Regions from separate parts of the Homo sapiens genome. Here region 1 is linked to region 2. Evidence: chromatin contacts called from ENCODE Hi-C or POLR2A ChIA-PET data. All regions are on one chromosome and are shown on one strand. The core of a region is the stretch at or near the end of the contact, and the rest is flanking DNA. Distances in the headings are between cores, read along the strand shown.

The links. Hi-C counts contacts between places; a loop is a spot of excess contacts on that map. ChIA-PET counts read pairs that join two places held with the same protein, here RNA polymerase II (POLR2A). Pooled maps may share reads with other maps.
Region 1: a pooled map shows a loop between it and region 2 (2.4-fold over the local background). The contact joins two enhancer-like sites. A Hi-C loop is called at or near these places in 2 of 168 maps with a recorded cell type or tissue (PC-3 and gastrocnemius medialis), 2 of 37 single-sample maps with no recorded cell type and 11 of 50 pooled maps. POLR2A ChIA-PET finds 5 or more read pairs at or near these places in 5 of 52 experiments (A673, CD4-positive, alpha-beta memory T cell, K562 and 2 more).

What each region holds. Positions count from the first base shown.
Region 1 is chr2:106,146,243-106,149,121 of GRCh38, reverse strand. All of the region lies in intron 5 of UXS1 (UDP-glucuronate decarboxylase 1), which reads left to right. Among named protein-coding and RNA genes, the nearest start is that of UXS1, 47 kb to the left of the region's middle. Within about 2 kb of position 1,266, at least 6 of the 41 ENCODE cell types and tissues checked have a DNase peak (open chromatin) inside an H3K27ac peak, as active enhancers do.
Region 2 is chr2:106,112,312-106,115,129 of GRCh38, reverse strand. UXS1 (UDP-glucuronate decarboxylase 1) reads left to right here. Exons shown (of 15, transcript NM_001253875.2): 10 at 2,365-2,484. Among named protein-coding and RNA genes, the nearest start is that of ECRG4, 48 kb to the right of the region's middle. Within about 2 kb of position 1,306, at least 7 of the 41 ENCODE cell types and tissues checked have a DNase peak (open chromatin) inside an H3K27ac peak, as active enhancers do.

The DNA.
Region 1 (2,879 bases), core at 17-2,516, 34 kb before region 2:
TTGCTATAACTTAAAGCCTTTTCAGTAAATTGGTAAGCCTTAGGACAGCTTCAACAGAAAGAGGAGACTTGCTTTGAAATACATTTTTTGATTTTTTGCTAATTTGCTAAGCATCATGAGTTTGACTGCTGACCTTGAACTAGACCACTTTAGCTGCCTATTGGCACCCACAAGAGCGAGCAAGAAAGCACACTGAGACAAACCCCTATACTGGAAAGCCATGCAAAGCCGTGTAAGTTCTAATCCATCTCAGTGTAAGAGGTCTTACTTCTTTTCTCCTGTTCTCTTTTGGGTATTAGCTCCTTGTTATTCAAAGAATATCCTTGGGTTTGGTGATTAGTGTTCCTGATAGAGCTTTGTAAGTGCTAAGCTTTCACCAAATTTGTTTCTATTTGAAACACTTGCCTAATGGGCTAACATTGATTAGGATAAAAAATTGCATAACCATCCAGCTATATTATATAAATCTTAAGTATTTTAGGTAGAAGGAAATTACTTCAGAAAAAAAAATTCCAGTGCATTTTAGTCAAGCTAAGGTGCTTCCAACAATTTTACGTCAGTACTAAGACTAGTGAGATGTTGGAGATGATCATGTGTAATTTAATACGCTGCATCTCTGATATCTCAGAACTGTCTGCCAGGTATTTTGGGTGCAGAGATAATGTTAGAGTGCCACTGAACATTTTGTTTTCAGAAATATTTGCATATAGAGAAACAGTTATGTTAAAAGGGGTTACATTTCTTTTTAAAAGTTGCAAGTTTTTAAATGTAAAAATCATGGAAAACTTGGAAAAAATGCAATAACGTGAAGATAAAATGAAATCTCATCCCGTGAGTTAAGCTCTAGTGGTGAGTCAACTTTGAATTTCAATTATTTTTCTGGAAAATCGTTTTTCATAGTCATTGTTCAGGTATAGCAGTAGAATGTGGGAGCTCTTAAGATGAAACACGAACCAGACAAATTGACAGGCAGTAGAGAGCGTGTAATTAGAAAGACTGTAGCTTTAGTGTGTCCCAGCTAGTGATCTCTGAGGATTTTAGTCAAAGACGTAACTTCTCTGGGTGTCAGTTTCTTATCTTGAAGGCAAAGGGGATTTGGAAAATGGTGCTGTTGGTAAAGCCAAATGAAAGCTATCGAGCATGAGGATGCCTGGTCTCACCCATCCTGTCTTAACCATTTGATTTGCATTTCATCAGAGCATATGTAATATCTATGTGGTGGTTAAGGGATGGTTATTCTTGAGGTTGGCCTTGTTAACTGAAAAACCAAACTCTAAAATATTTTAGAGGTGTATTATGATCCAGTATGAGTAACTGCAGCCCCAGGAAACACAAAACCAAGAAGCCTTGAGTAAGTGTGCCCGAGGCAGGCGGATTAGTTTAGTTTTATACATTTTAGAGAGGCAGAAGTTACAAGGAGGTATAAATCAATATATAGGGCTTTTACATTGGTTTGGCCCAAAAAGACAGGCTATTTTGAAGTGGGGGCTCACAGGTATAGGCGGGTTAAGAGATTCTGTATTTTATTTTATTTATTTTGAGACAGGGTCTCTCTCTGTCACACAGGCTGGAGTGCAGTGGCACAATTGCCACTCACTGCAGCCTTGACCTCCCTGGCTTTAGAGATTTTTTACTTTGTAATTGGTTAAAGGAGTAAATCTTTGTGTAAAACTTTGGAGTCAGCAGAAAGGAATCTAAGTTATGACAAGGAAGTCTGTTCACCAATACACTGGGTCAGAATGACTTGGAGGGATGTGACTTAGCTCCTGTCTGGCACGACCCTAGGTCCTGTTTATGATCTCTGTTTTAATATTAACGTTGGTCAGTTGTGTCTAAATTCCAAAAGAGAAAGTATAGTGAGGCATGTCCAATCTCCTTTCACATCACTGCTGGGAACTCAGCTTTTCAGGTTTCTCTGGGGTTCCGTTTGGCCAAGAGGGGGCCCACTCAGTTGGGGGACTTAGGATATTTATTTATTTATGAGACAGAGTCTCGCTCTGTCACCCAGGCTGGAGTGCAGTGGTGTGATCTCAACTCACTGTAACCTCCACCTCCTAGGTTCAAGTGATTCTTGTGCTTCAGCCACCATAGTAGCTGGGATTACAGGCGTGTAGCTAATTTTTGTATTTTTAGTAGAGACGGGGTTTCACCATGCTGCGCAGGCTAGTCTTGAACGCCTGGCGTCAAATGATCCAGCCACCTTGGCTTCCCAAAGTGTTGGGTACAGGCATGAGCCACTGCACCCAACCCAAATTTCATTTTTAGTTTATAGCCTCCCCTTACTTCTCCTCTGCCATTTTTGATCTTTTTCATCCAGATGGCTTCTTTTTTTTTTTTTTTTTTTTTTTTGAGATGGAGTCTTCTCTGTCACCCAGGCTGGAGTGCAGTGGTACGATCCACTGCAACTTCCGCCTCCTGGGTTCAAGTGAGTCTTCTGCCTTAGCCTCCCAACTAGCTGGGATTACAGGAGTGTGCCACCACGCCCAGCTAATTTTTTGTATTTTTAGTAGAGACAGGGTTTCACCATGTTGGCCCGACTGGTCTTGAACTCCTGATCTCAAGTGATCCACCTGTCTCGGCCTCCCAAAGTGCTGGGATTACAGGCATGAGCTACCACTCCACTCAAATCCAGGTGGCTTTACTCTCTCACCGTGGTGAATACTTCATCGTGTGTGAGATTTCATTTATTTTAAACAGGAGTTTCATGGAGAATTACATGTTTTAAAACCATAGACCTAGGAGTTTGTATACCTTTTATTTTAGGTAGAAAGGATTGCTGTCTTCCTATTAATACTTTCCGTTTGAAACAGAAGGGTGAAATGAATGAGAATTTTGGTGAAGAGAAGGCAGAGTGGAGAACAGGATACAGCAGGCTAGAG
Region 2 (2,818 bases), core at 57-2,556:
ACAGTGGTGTCAGCATCCATCGACTGTCCCCCTGCCTGCCCACATGGTCCCACCGTGAGGACCAGTGAGAATGAGGATTCAGCAGCAAGTGGACTATACATATTGACTGGGGGTCGCCTTTGTGTGAAGGCCAAGGGTTCCCTGATGCTACCTAGAAAGGGATAGATGGGCATACAAACTCCAGAAGACACCATCATCCCAGAGGAGAGCAGGGCTTAACTGGAGTGAGCCTCGGGTTCCTGTCTATTTCATGTAAGGAGTTTAGGCTTCATGAGTAGCTTGTCTTATTGGTGTAGACCAGCCTTGAGAGCTCGTGTTCTTGGAAGTGTTGTTGCACTCAACGGCTGTTGCACCTGTATAGAAGGGCTGCCCTCTGTTGCTGAACCATTACAGGCCCAAATAGAAAAGCCACAGCAAGCAAGCCTGTTTATGGGTTGGACACTTAATGTCTGCTGATCCTAATGAGGCCATGTTCCGGAATATTGTTTTGTGGAAAGGGAACGTCAAGAAGATAAAAGCATTTGATTTGCTGCAAATTTTGCCTAACCCATTGAGCTTTTCCCCTGCCAGGCACATTGCGTTGATTATTGTAAATTTGCTGAGGTTTTTCCAGTCTTTTCCTAGAATAAAGCCACATCCATTCACTTTCTTTCCTCATCTTATCAATTAAATGCAAGTGGGTACTTCTGAGTCATTTTCTGTTGAGAGCAGCATCTCTGCTCCCCACCCTTTTTAATACACTCATTAGTTCGGTGGAGAAAAGGGTTGATTTATTCTTGGACTTAGCTCATATCTTTGTCCTGAGTATCTGAGTGGCTCACGTGAAGTATTACAGTGTATTACTAGGAAGAATTAGCACAAATAAAGCACTCTGGCTTCTAAAAGTTAACTGTGTGCTTCCATGCCTCTCACCCTTTTTCATATCACAGCACACTTAAAAACCCGCCTGGGTTTGTGGAACACCCTAGGGAAATTGACAAGCCTGCTGTGGGCCGAGGTGGCGGCCGTGTCACTCCAGCCACTGAGAGGGCTGATGGGGCCTCTGGGGCTCGTGGTTCATGCCCTTTAACTCGCTATACTGGTGGAGAAATTCTGTGCTAAGTAAGCCTTGTTAGCTAAGGGTTCATTGGATTCCCATTCCCAACCCATGCCAGCCTAAGGTGTTGGCCGAAATTGAAAAAAGAACTGTTTCAGCTGGTAGTGATAACTGGCACCAAATACAGCCACTGGGCCTGTGCTTCAGTCTTAGAACACTGAGGCGGTCAGGTGAGTACTGCTTCTTTCCCAGTCTTGCTGCGACCGAGTCAGTGGCAGGCCTGGGCAGTGAGCGGTGGAGCGGGAACGGCGGACACATGGGCGCAGTGAGAAGCAGAGCCCAGGTCCTCACGCCCCAGGCTCCCTGCCCTCAGGTGCCCAGAAAGTGCACGTTTGTTCTGCAGTGGATCAAACATTAGATACGTATACACTGTAAAAGCCCACTAATTCAGAGTTTGTGATAAAAACATTTAATTTTTCCATCCATGGCAAAGCAGTCTGTGAAGTTAATAATTAACACGATCACTTAGAGCAGGCTTTTGTTATTCAAGTATGCACTTCCATGATTGCATATTTGAAAACAGGCTTTTCTGGATTACAAAAGTAATACATGTTCATTGTAGTAAAAATAGAAGCATTAAAAATACTTGAAAATGAACATAGAGGTGAAAATGAACAGGAGGGATGACTATTTAAACAGTGTCAGTATGTTTCTCTTTCCAGGCCATTAGCTAATAACCTATACTGGGCACTAAGTTGTATTTAGTTTCTCACTAAAACAGATGTTTTTTAGTAAAATAGATTGGGAGTGTAGATGCAAGCTCACTCAGTAAGAACGTTTCTGTGTCCCCTTTTCCTAAGATAGAGAGCTTTCTTGTATTTCTCCCTAGCTATTAAATATTCATTGACATCTAAATCTCTATTGAGTGATTAATTTGCACAATATATTATGTGAAAAAGATTAGAAAAGCATATTCATAACATGATCCCATTTTGGAAAATATATATTTAACTGGGAAAAAAAATTATATAAATACACGTTTTTCCTCCTTGTACTGTTTGGCTGGTTTTCTACCAAAATATTAATGCTGGTGGCCTTTCAGTGGCGAGATCTGGGACAGCTTTGACTCTCTTTGGTATAGCCCTGTGTAGTCTCCCGATTGGTCTATAATGAGCACATTATGGAATCAGAACAAAAAAGCCATTTCCATTTTGGAATGGAAAGCAGAACGTTTCCATTCTGCATTGCATGCAGGGCACTGGAAATGCAAAGTGGATGCGTGGACCACACAGGGGAGCACACCTGACCTCCTCTTCTCTCTGTTCCAGGAAGGCGTGGAAGTGCGAGTGGCCAGAATCTTCAACACCTTTGGGCCACGCATGCACATGAACGATGGGCGAGTAGTCAGCAACTTCATCCTGCAGGCGCTCCAGGGGGAGCCACTCACGGTAGGTGCTGGCCTCGGCTCAGGGAGCACCTTGCAACCCAAATCGAAGTCAGCTCACAAAGGATGAGGGATAAGTGCATCTTGGTTCAGGGAGTGACACTTCTGAAGCTGCCATGTATACCCGCTACCCTCCACTAAGGGGAAGGCAGGCACGGGGACATAACCCAGATGCATGGCTGCTCCACGAAACTAGAGTCACCTTGCCCTCCATGGCCACTGGGGTCCCTGCCCATGCCTCCAGGTCTGCCTGCCTGTACCAGCCGGCCTGTGAAGACCTTCTCCGACATACTTTTGGCCTGCTGGCTGTAGCCAGGGGTGTGCCTGTACTGGGTGTC